Linked DNA regions of Homo sapiens: region 1 is linked to region 2. The links are chromatin loops, found by intact Hi-C in ENCODE. Cell type or tissue: mammary epithelial cell. All regions are shown on one strand. Each heading gives the region's core, and the rest is flanking DNA. Links, peaks and the distances in the headings are about the cores only. Region 1 holds the start of CERS1 (ceramide synthase 1). Region 2 has its middle 45 kb from the start of HOMER3.

The links. Peaks named below come from ENCODE experiments on the same cell type or tissue, not always from the same donor. Only the 100,000 strongest peaks of a DNase experiment are listed, where the experiment ranks them.
Region 1: a loop joins it to region 2, with 14 times the contacts of the local background. A loop is called at or near these places in 20 of 110 quality-filtered maps.

The regions. Positions count from the first base shown.
Region 1 is chr19:18,892,370-18,897,686 of GRCh38, reverse strand. It overlaps CERS1 (ceramide synthase 1), which reads left to right and starts at 1,529. Exons shown (of 8, transcript NM_021267.5): 1 at 1,529-1,863; 2 at 4,112-4,271. The coding sequence starts at 1,615. It overlaps GDF1 (growth differentiation factor 1), which reads left to right and starts at 1,529. Exons shown (of 8, transcript NM_001492.6): 1 at 1,529-1,863; 2 at 4,112-4,271. RefSeq lists a silencer at 2,479-2,528. In mammary epithelial cell, for the core only: a CTCF peak has its summit at 2,527; no DNase peak of the experiment used is centred there; H3K4me3 peaks cover 617 bases; H3K27me3 peaks cover 1,262 bases.
Region 2 is chr19:18,983,680-18,989,042 of GRCh38, reverse strand. No RefSeq gene overlaps it. Among named protein-coding and RNA genes, the nearest start is that of HOMER3, 45 kb to the right of the region's middle. In mammary epithelial cell, for the core only: a CTCF peak has its summit at 2,111; a DNase peak (open chromatin) is centred at 2,172.

The DNA of each region.
Region 1 (5,317 bases), core at 318-5,317, 92 kb after region 2:
AGGGGAACAGCATTTCAGGAGGGGGGAACAGCTAGTGCAAAGGCCCTGAGGCAGGACAGAGCTTGGCATGTTGGAAGAACAGCAGAAAAGCCCACAGGCGGAGGGAAACAGGGCGCTGTGAGGGCAGCCAGTGAGGACTTGGGCTTTCCCTGAGTGGAACAGGAGCCATAGAGGGCTGCAAGCAGACGAGGAACAGGCCAACAGCGTCGCAGCCACCTTCTCACCTCTGTGGGGTGAGGAGGAAGCCAGGATACCAGACGGAAGAGGGTAGTGGTGGTAGTGGTGGTGGTGGCGGGGAGCGGGGGGCAAGGCTGTGCAGATGCAGAGAAGTGGCCAGATGCAGGGCCACCTGGATGTGTTGTGGGGGACTCGGTGTGGGGCAAGGGGAAGGTGTGTTCACCTGTGCCCCTGAAGTTCAGGTGCAGGTGTTCGGGAGCCAGCGCGGCTGCTGCAGGACTCATCCCTGCATCCTGCACCTTGAAGGCCAGGTGTGGGGACATCCTGCGGGCTAGGATGGAGGGGGGGTGCAGCAGTGCCTGGGGAGATGGCGGTCCTAACAGAGGTGACCAGTGTCTTCCTCGATGGCCTTCAGTGGCTTTGGGCACAGGGCCTTGTCAATGAACAGTGCATTGGAAAGTCACTTATGGTGGTCCCAATGATGTCACAGTCGATCCAGATTGGGAGTCCCTCCCACGTTGGCACCCACTCCTGCAGCCTCTCTGCAACTCATGTATTAACCTGATGTTGGGGAGCCCCCCCCCCGGGTTCCCCAGGGTCACAGCAGCAAGTGACCCTCAGAGAACCCCCTAATCTCAGCAGCCCCCATCACACCTTTGTCCCAGTAGCCCGCTGTGCAGACCTGCAGAAGAAGATGCCTGGGAAGTGCCCAGGGTACCCGCGTCCAAGCTGGAACCCCATTGCCAAGCTCCTGGTGTAGGGCAGAGAGCTGCGTCTCCACTAGGTGCGCCTCCCAACGCCCTGGCGTGGGCCGTGTCCTTTTGAAGAATGAGAATGTTTCATTGAGCCTACGCCTCCTGAATGCGGGAGGGCCACGGGATGGTCCCAAGACTGTGCCAAGGCGTGCCAGGCCTCGGGTCCTTGAGAAGGAGCGAGGGCTCCAAGAACGGTGAGGTCGGAGCGGGCCGGGGCGATGGAGCGGGAGCGGCGTGGCGTGCTGGAGGGCCGGGAGAAGCGGGGGTCGCCAGTCGAGGGGACTGCCTGCTAGTGTCCCCCGTGCCCCCCGTCACGGGCACGGCGCGGTGGGGTGGGGGAGCGGGGGGCGCGCGGGGCAGGCATGGGGGCGCGACACGGCGGTGCGCGGGGTCTCTCGGGGTCCAGGTCCAACGGGCCCCCAGCTCCGGCCCCCGCGCCTGGGTTTCTCTGCTGGGAAACGGGCAGGGGCGCGGGCCCGCCTCCAGGGCGCCCCGCGTCCCCGCTGGCCGCCCCCCAGCCGCGCCCCCAGCGGGGCGGAGCTTGCGCCGGTCCCGCCCCTCCGCCCTCCGCTCTCCCGCCCGCGCGCCCCCGGCCCAGCTGCGGCGCGTGACGCGGGGCGCGCGGCTCCGTCGGCTACCGCGGGCGGGCGCAGGCGACGGGCACGGCGGGCGAGCGGGCGGTATGGCGGCGGCGGGGCCCGCGGCGGGGCCGACGGGGCCCGAGCCCATGCCGAGCTACGCGCAGCTAGTGCAGCGCGGCTGGGGCAGCGCGCTGGCGGCGGCGCGGGGCTGCACGGACTGCGGCTGGGGGCTGGCGCGTCGCGGCCTGGCTGAGCACGCGCACCTGGCGCCGCCCGAGCTGCTGCTGCTGGCGCTCGGCGCGCTGGGCTGGACCGCCCTGCGCTCCGCGGCCACTGCGCGCCTCTTTCGGGTCAGTGTGGCCGGGGGCCGGGACGAGGGGACCCCGGACTGGGGGAAGCCGGGACCGGGGACCTGGGGCCGCCGGCGCGTTCCTTTCTTCCAGCGCTGGCTGCTGCGGATGAAGGGGTCGCCGGAACGTGGGTGGGGGCCTCGGGCTGGAGAGGCCCAGGACGTTGGAGCCCCAGGATAAGGTCTCTCGGGCCGCCGCGCGCCCCCTTCAGACAGTGCTGCGTGGGGGAACCGGGTAGATGCGGGGGTGTGGCCGGGCTGGGGTGAGTCTGGGACATGGGGGGCCCGAGACAGGTGGGATGTTTGAGACGTGGGGGACCGAGGCACGGCCCTTTCCGGTCAGTTTGGGACCAGGGGGCCCCGCGCGGTGGATGGCTCCGGCCACCGCGCGCTCTTTCCGGCAGGGCCGAGCCAGACACTGAGAAGCCCAGGACCGGGAACGGGAGGGCTCGGCGCACCGCGGCCTGCGCCATGCGCCTCCCTGCCATGCGGGCTGCGCCCCGGCCCGGAGCGAGGTCCGCTGCCCGTTTTCTGCTGGGTCCGTGCGGCGGCGGGGCCGGCTTGCCCGCTGTAATCGGGAAGAGGCAGGAGCTGCCCGGTCGCTGCCTTGTGCCTATCTGGGGTCAGCGCCACCCTCCGACCAGGGATGGCAAGGGCCTGGGTGCTCTGGCCACGCCAGTGGTCGCTCCCTTGGAGGTGACATGGCCCGGGGCTTCAGGGTTGGACTGTGCTGCCTCCAAGAGGCGACAGCAGAATTCCCCAGTTTCTGCGGAGACCATCGCCCCTGCGAGAGAGTGACCATGATGGTGACATTGGCGCCTGACCCCACTCACTTCCCTGGGGAGGGGTCGCTGTGGCAGGAGCTGGTTGGAAGGTGTTTGGGCCTTTAGCTTGGCCTGGACACCCCCGTGGACCAGCTGGTGTCACCCCGCCCGTCTGGCTGGAGGGTGCAGGGACAATGTGCCCAGCGCCAACAAAGGGGCCTTTCTCTGCTGGCCGGGAAGAGGCTGGCCCTTGTGAGGTCGATGATGGGATGTTGTCTGACTGCCACTCTCCCCACTCCCGTCCCCATATCACCCACATGAGGGAGAGACCCCAGCCACACCCCTACTGTGGGAGGGGGAGACAGGGCTGTCCAGGGCCCCTCCCTGGGTCCGCAGTGGTCTTTATCCTGCTTGTTGCCCCTGCCTTCTTCCCAGTTTCCAGCTGGGAAGCCCGAGACCCAGGAGGGCAAGCCGTCCCCCACCCCTGCGGGACAGGAGGATGTGGCGGCTGGTAGACTACCAGGGCCGAGCCCCGGGGGCCCTCCCCAGCCCCTTGGGTGGGGTGCTCGCCCCATTTCGAGGCTCGCCCTTCCTCAGAAATGGGTGGAGGGGCTGCCGGGTGTTCCAAAGCTGATCTTCTTGGCAGCAGCCTGGTTGCCAGGGGTTACCGGAGCCGGCTCCAGCTGTCTCCATGACAACTGCTGGGTGCTCTGGGCTCCGGCCCCCTCAGCCTCTGGGAAGGGGGTGGGACTTGTCCAGGGGTGGGGCTTGGCCGGGCAGCTCTGGAGCCGCGCCCCGCCACCCACCCACCCACCGCACTCCCCAACCCCTGCCTTGGAGCCAGCAGCTTCCTCTGCACTCCCAATGTCCCCTCAGGGTCTCACCTCGCCTGTGACACCTTTTCCGCCTCCTGTCCCCTTTTTCTGCCTCCAGCCCCTCCTCCCCTTTCATCGCCCCCAGGTTCCCATGTCCCCGCCACACCTTCCCCCTAGTCTCTCCCAGCCCTCTAGCCTCTCCAGAATCTCCCACTGAGGGGGCGGCTTCCTCACAAGTTCTTCCTCTCCCCTCTGTGTCGGTCCCATGGGGCTCTCTGTGTTTCCCAAGATGCCCCCATATAACCCCCTCCATGTTCCCTTCAAGGGTCACCCCCACCAGCCCAACTCCCTTGGGCTGACGCATCCATCCGTCTCCCTCATCGTAAGCCCAAGTGTCCCCCTTCTGGCCCCCAGAGCCCTCCTGCTCCCCTCGGGGCCTCCCCCCTCACTCCCCTCCCAGCACCGCGGCGGCCGGACAGCTGGGCACTAAGTTTAGCCTTGGCAGGCGCCTGTGGGCTCTGTTTATGCTCCAGGTGGCTGTGGGCATGGGGGACAGGCCTTCCCAGTGCTGCCCGGCCTGGGGAGTCCCTGGGCCTCAGTTTCCCCACCCCAAAGGAGCAGTCTCTGGCCCCCAGCACCAATGGCTGCCCGCCTGTCTTCTCCCCCATAGCCCCTGGCGAAGCGGTGCTGCCTCCAGCCCAGAGATGCCGCCAAGATGCCCGAGAGCGCTTGGAAGTTTCTCTTCTACCTGGGCAGCTGGAGCTACAGTGCCTACCTGCTGTTTGGCACCGACTACCCCTTCTTCCATGACCCACCATCTGTCTTCTACGGTAGGGGCCCTGAGGGGATGGCCGGGAGGGCTCTGCTTAAAACACAAAGACGCCAGGCTTGTGGTCCCAGCTACTCATGAGGCAGAAGCAGGAGGATCACTGGAGCCCAGGAGTTGGAGGCCAAGGGGAGCTATGAGCACGCCACTGCACTCCAGCCTGGACGACAGAGTGAGACCCTGTCTTGTATCAAAAAAGAAAAAGAGGGCCAGGCGCAGTGGCTCACGCCTGTAATCCCAGCACTTTGGGAGGCCAAGGTGAGTGGATCACGAGGTTAGGAGATCGAGACCATCCTGGCTAACATGGTGAAACCCCGTCTCTACTAAAAATACAAAAAATTAGCCGGGTGTGGTGGGCGCCTGTAATCCCAGCTACTCGGGAGGCTGAGGCAGGAGAATCGCTTGAACCTGGGAGGCAGAGGTTGCAGTGAGCCGAGTTCGCGCCACTGCACTCCAGCCTGGGCAACAGAGCGAGACTCTGTATTAAAAAAGAAAAGAAAAAAAGAACAGTGTAAGGGGATGCTTATCAGAATCAGAGCTCCTATGGGTGTCTCAGAAGTTAAGCCAGCCCCAAGACAAAGGTGATCCCTGGGGACAGGAAAGGGGGTATCTGGCCGTGTTGGAGCTCAGGGAAGACATCCTGGAAGGACCCCTGTGTGGGTCCAGGCAGGCATTCCAGGTGTCGGTAACAGCACGTGCAAAGGCCCGGAGGCACTCACGTTTCATGGGGACAGGAGGAGGGTGGCTGCAGAGAGCTGAGGCAGCAGCTTGAGTTCTGTTCTGGATGTGGTTGTTTTTCTTTTTTTGAGATGGAGTCTCGCTCTGTCGCCCAGGCTAGAGTGCAGTGGCGCGATCTCGGCTCACTGTGAGCTCCGCCTCCTGGGTTCACGCCATTCTCCTGCCTCAGCCTCCTGAGTAGCTGGGACCACAGGCGCCCGCCACCACGCCCGGCTAATTTTTTGTATTTTTAGTAGAGACGGGGTTTCACCGTGTTAGCCAGGATGGTCTCAATCTCCTGATCTCATGATCTGCCCGCCTCAGCCTCCCAAA
Region 2 (5,363 bases), core at 111-5,110:
ACAAAAGTTAGCCAGGCATGGTGGCGCATGCCTGTCATCCCAGCTACTCGGGAGGCTGAGGCAGGAGAATCGCTTGAACCCTGGAGGCAGAGGTTGCGTTTAGCCGAGATCGCGCCACTGCACTCCAGCCTGGGCAACAAGAGCGACCCTTGGTCTCAAAAAAAAAAAAAAAAAATTCTGAAGCCATGTGTGGCAGCCTGTGCTTGTAATCCCAGCTACTGGAGAGGCTGAGGTGGGAGGATCACTTGAGCCCAGGATTGGAGGCTGTGGTGAATTGAGATTGCATCACAGTACTCCAGCCTGGGCAACCCTATATCTAAAAATACAAACCTGAAATAAACTTACATATACACATGTATGTATGATGGCTTGTCATTTAGCTAACAGGTTCTCCACGCCTAGCCATTTGGGTTTGGGCCCTACATCCTAGAATGGGCTTCTTTGTGGACAAAGTCCAGGAAATAGCATATGAGAACAAAGGGTCCTCCTGAGGGTCTCCTCACCTTGCTGCCTCCCTCCACACAGTTCATGTGCCATCTAACTTTGGGGTGACCCTGCTGATGTCCCAATTCCCTAGTTTCCCTGCCTCTCCGGGACAGTGGGGGCTGTGGTTCCTGCAGGTGTCTCTGGCAGGCACTGGCCCTTAGGCTGGGCTCCAATGCCAGCTTCACCCCCCAAACCCTGACCTCTTGGGATATGGACCTGACTGCTGACTCTCTCTACCTCCTCCAGGTCCCTCAACTCTGTCCCTGTCACCCCCACCCTGTCACCAGCCCCACCTCAACAGTGCAGGAGCCTGTGGTGGTTTGGGGTCACCGTGTTCCCTGAGGGGCCCAGCCAGGCCTCTATCTCCCCTGTGTCCACATACTACCCCAATGCCCACCCATGGTGGAGGGTGGTGTTTTGAGGGCCAGAGATGTGCCAGCAACAGGGACGCTATTACTGACCCTCTGCTCACAGTCAGTCCTCCCCGAGGTGGTCAAGCGGTGGGACCCTCCACGCCTGCATTTTCTCCAGTGAAATGTAGCCAACAGCTTGCAGGGTTAAATACATACGGTTACCCAGGACCTCTCTTAGAGGGTTCAGAGGGACTGGTCTTGTTACCGACTGATCCTTTCACATCCCACCCGCTTGGGCCTCAGTTTTCCCTCGTGAGGATCCCCAAGCCCTTCTCAGCTCCCCTTGCCCACCCCTCCCTGGCCAGCCTGAGGGTTGGGTGGCCCCCAAACTCTACCACATTCCATAGAGGAGCTATCCAGGGAAAGAGTGGTAAGTTGTCACAAGTCCCCCCATCCCCATATGTTTGGGGGATTAATCCCCCCCAAGGGTTTGGGGGATTAATCCCCATCATATGTTCGGGGGATTAAGGGCTGGGCAGAGGTAGGAGCCGGGGATGATTAATGAATGCTGGGGCTGCAGCCTAGGCAACATAGGGAGGCTCCACCTCTACAAAAAGAAACGTTTTTGTTAGCAGGGCATGATAGTCCCACCTGTAGTCCCAGCTCCTCGGGAGGCTGAGGTTGAAGGATTGCTTGAGCCAGGGAGCTGGAGGCTGCAGTGAGCTATGAATGCACCACTGCAGCCCAGCCTGGACGACAGAGCAAGACCCTGCCGCCAACCCCCAACACACACAAAAAAGAGAATTAAAGGAGCTCACAAAATTTCAGCCTCAAGGCCCACAGCACAGACCATATACTGAGATAAATCTGATCGTCATTGGCCTCTCTGGACTCCAGTGCTCTCATCCGGGGAGGATCAGCCCATTTCCCAATGGAAAAACTGAGGCCTGGGGCAGTCTGACTCCAGAGCTTGAATTCTAAACATCAGTATCCGGATTTCCAGTTGGTTTCATCTGATTTAGAAGCTCCCTATATACACACACTTGCGTACACATGGACACACCCTGTGCAACGCCATGTGCGAATGCGTGCACACATGCACATACATACACAGAGACATGCACACGTATGCACACAGACATACACACATGCATAGGTCTACACGGTGCTTCTATTTCCCACGAAGTCCATACTCATGGCCCTGAGAACTTTAACACTCAGGAATTGCGGCTCTGTAATGACTGGCACTATCCGCTTCCTTCACAGCCCAGGAGGGGGACCTCACGAGCTGAGCTTTTCTTGGCTGAATTTTTCTCCAGCGAATCCTCAGGTTGGACTCATGGGAGCACCAACTCCCAGTTCTTGCAGCTTGTGGCCAGGTGTGAAAAGGGGAGCGTTAGCCTCGAGATTTCAGCTTCCACGCCTTCATGACTTGCTTTTGCCAGGAGGAAAGCAAACCTTAAGAATTTGAATCCTCAGTCCTAACATGTCCTCTCTGTGCTGTGTAACCTGGGGCGGGTGATCCACATCTCTGAGTGTCAGCTTCCTCATTTGCAAATGGGGAGAACAGTAGCATCTACAGAAGGGTTCTTAGGAGCAGCACCCGCATGCTGTGAACTCAGACATCGCTGATCTGTTTCCATTGTTCTGTGTCAGTGGACCCAGTCCTTGAGGCATCCCATTGGCTGACTCCTCCTCCTTAAAACAAAGGCCAGGCGTGGTGGCTCACGCCTGTAATCCCAGCACTTTGGGAGGCCGAGGCAGGCAGATCACCTGAGGTCAGGAGTTCGAGACCAGCCTGGCCAACATGGTGAAACCTCGTCTCTACTAAAAATGCAAAAATTAGCTGGGTGTGGTGGTGCATGCCTGTAATCCCAGCTATTCCGGAGGCCGAAGCAGGAGAATCGCGTGAATCCAGGAGGCGGGGGTTGCAGTGAGCCGAGATCGCACCACTGTACTCCAGCCTGGGCTACAAAAGCAAAACTCTATCTATAAATAAATAAATGAAGTTTCCTGAGTCCTTACCTAGACCCCATGACATGATGAAAGGGCCTTGACTCCAGTGTCCTGGTCACAACGAGTGACTTTGGAAAATTCACTTCACTCCCTGAGGCCCCAGCATGCTCATCTTAAAATAAAGATGTTCCAAGCTGGGCGTGGTGGCTCACACCTGCAATCCCAGCACTTTAGGAGGGAGAGGAAAGAGCACTGCTTGAGGCCAGGAATTCAAGGCCAGCCTGGGCAACGTAACAAGACCCCATCTCTATTAAAAAAAAAAGAAACCCTAGCCGGGCATGGTGGCACATGCCTGTAGTCCCACCTACTTGGGAGGCTGAGGAGGAAGGATCACTTGAGCCCGGGAGGTCAAGGCTGCAGTGAGCTGTGATTGTACCACTGCACTCCAGCCTGGGTGACAGAGTATGACCTTGTCTCAAAAAAAATAAATCCATTTGCAAAGTGTAGCATCATTTTTGTAAAAATCTTGTAAAATGTAGACAAGCCCCCCGTATATGGCAATGTTGGGCTGTGTTTCAGCACAAAGATGGGTCTACTCCAAACCGGCCACGTGGTAGGGAAGCGTGTGGGGTCCGGGCAGGGGTGCCACCCCCCACCAACACCCAGCCATGTGCCTCCTTACAACCAGTTTGAAAGGAAAATCCACTGAAGAATGTTTAGAGGAAGTAAAAACAGCAAAGCACTTGCTGGCAGCAATTGTCGGCCTTTGTTTCGGAGGCAGCTGTGGTCTTAGGAGAAAAAAGGATCAGATTTGAACCAAGACAGTTTCTTCCTGTGTCAAATGGGGAAATAAGCCTGGCTTCCTCCCAGGGCCATTGTTCAAAGGCTGCTGTGAAAAACCCTCTGACATCTCCTTGGCAGAGGCTCTGATCGGCTTTTTACATCTTGTCTGTTCACTCATTCATTCATTCATTCATTCACCACACATTTTTATTTGTTGGTTTTCGTTTTGAGACAGGGTCTTACTCTGTCGCCCAGGCTGGAGTGTAGTGGTGCCATCTCGGCTTACTGCAACCTCCACCTCCAAGATTCACGCAATCCTCCCACCTCAGCCTCCTGAGTAGCCGGGACTATGGGCACGCGCCACCATGCCCAGCTAATTTTTGTATTTTTTAGTAGAGAGGGGCTTTTGTCATGGTGCGGTGGCTCATGCTTGTAATCCCAGCACTTTGGGAGGCCAAGGCAGACGGATCGCTTGAGGTCAGGAGTTTGAGACCAGCCTGGGCAAGACGGCAAAATTCCGTTTGTACTAAAAATACAAAAATTAGCCAGGCATGGTGGTACACACACATAGTTCCAGCTACTCGGGAGGCTGAGGCGAGAAGATCACTTGAACCCGGAAAGTGGAGGTTGCAGCGAGCCGGGATGGCGTCACTGCACTCCAGCCTGAGTGACAGAGTAAGACTCTGTCTCAAAAACAAACAAAAAATTTATCATCATTATCATTATTATTTTTAAGACGGCATCTCACTCTGTAGCCCAGGCTGGAGTACAGTGGCATGATCATAGCTCTCTGCAGCCTTGACCTCCTGGGCTGAAATGATCCTCCAGCCTTAGCCTCCTGAGTAGCTGGGACTACAGGCATGTATCACCATGCCTGGCCTGATTTACACCTTTTAAAAGAGCAGTCTGGAAGGGCAGGGCAGGAATGAAAGCAATTCTGAACTGTTCCATCTATACCCCTCGGTTCCAGCCCCATTTAATGGCAGGCACCTGTGCAGGGTATCAGGGCTACCCTGGGCTGCTGGAGCACCCTTTGCCTGAATGCCCACTGGAACCAGAAGTGCCTGGAATTGACATTCCCCAGGGTAACCCTGACAGCTGACGAGGGTGGGGTGTGAATAACCTAGCCAAAAGACACAGAGACATAGACCCCGTGTGCTGGCCAGCTATTTGGTAAAACAACCATTCTCTGGCAGTTGTCTGAAATGTGGCCTTAGACAACGTTGTAGGCTCCGTCTCAGCCCCGAACCCCATGGAGGTCACTTGCAAGGAACCCAGAGCAAACCTGTCCTTTCTGGCTTGGACGTCCCACCTGCCTACTCTAGAGCCTTTGACAGTTTCCCTGTTTCAGTCCAGAGATGTTCACCCTCTCCTTTCTGGCTCTCCACGTTCTTGGCAGGTTGTTGCAAGAGGCAGAGATGTCTGGGAGCAACTAAGTCCCTCAGAACGCAGAAAACCTTCTTCTTCTTCTTCTTCTTTTTTTTTTTTTTTTTTTTTTTTTTTTTTTTTTGAGACAGAGTCTCACTCTGTTGCCCAGGCTGGTGGAGTACAGCAGCTCAATCTGGGCTCACTGCAACCCCCTGTAACCCCCACCTCCCAGTTTCAAGCAATTATTTTGCCTCAGCCTCCCAAGTAGCTAGGACTACAGGCAGGCACCACCATACCTGGCTAATTTTTGTATTTTTAGTAGAGATGGGGTTTCACCATGTTGCTCAGGCTGGTCTTGAACTCCTGACCTCAGATGATCCATCCGCCTCTGCCTCCCAAAGTGTTGGGATTACAGGC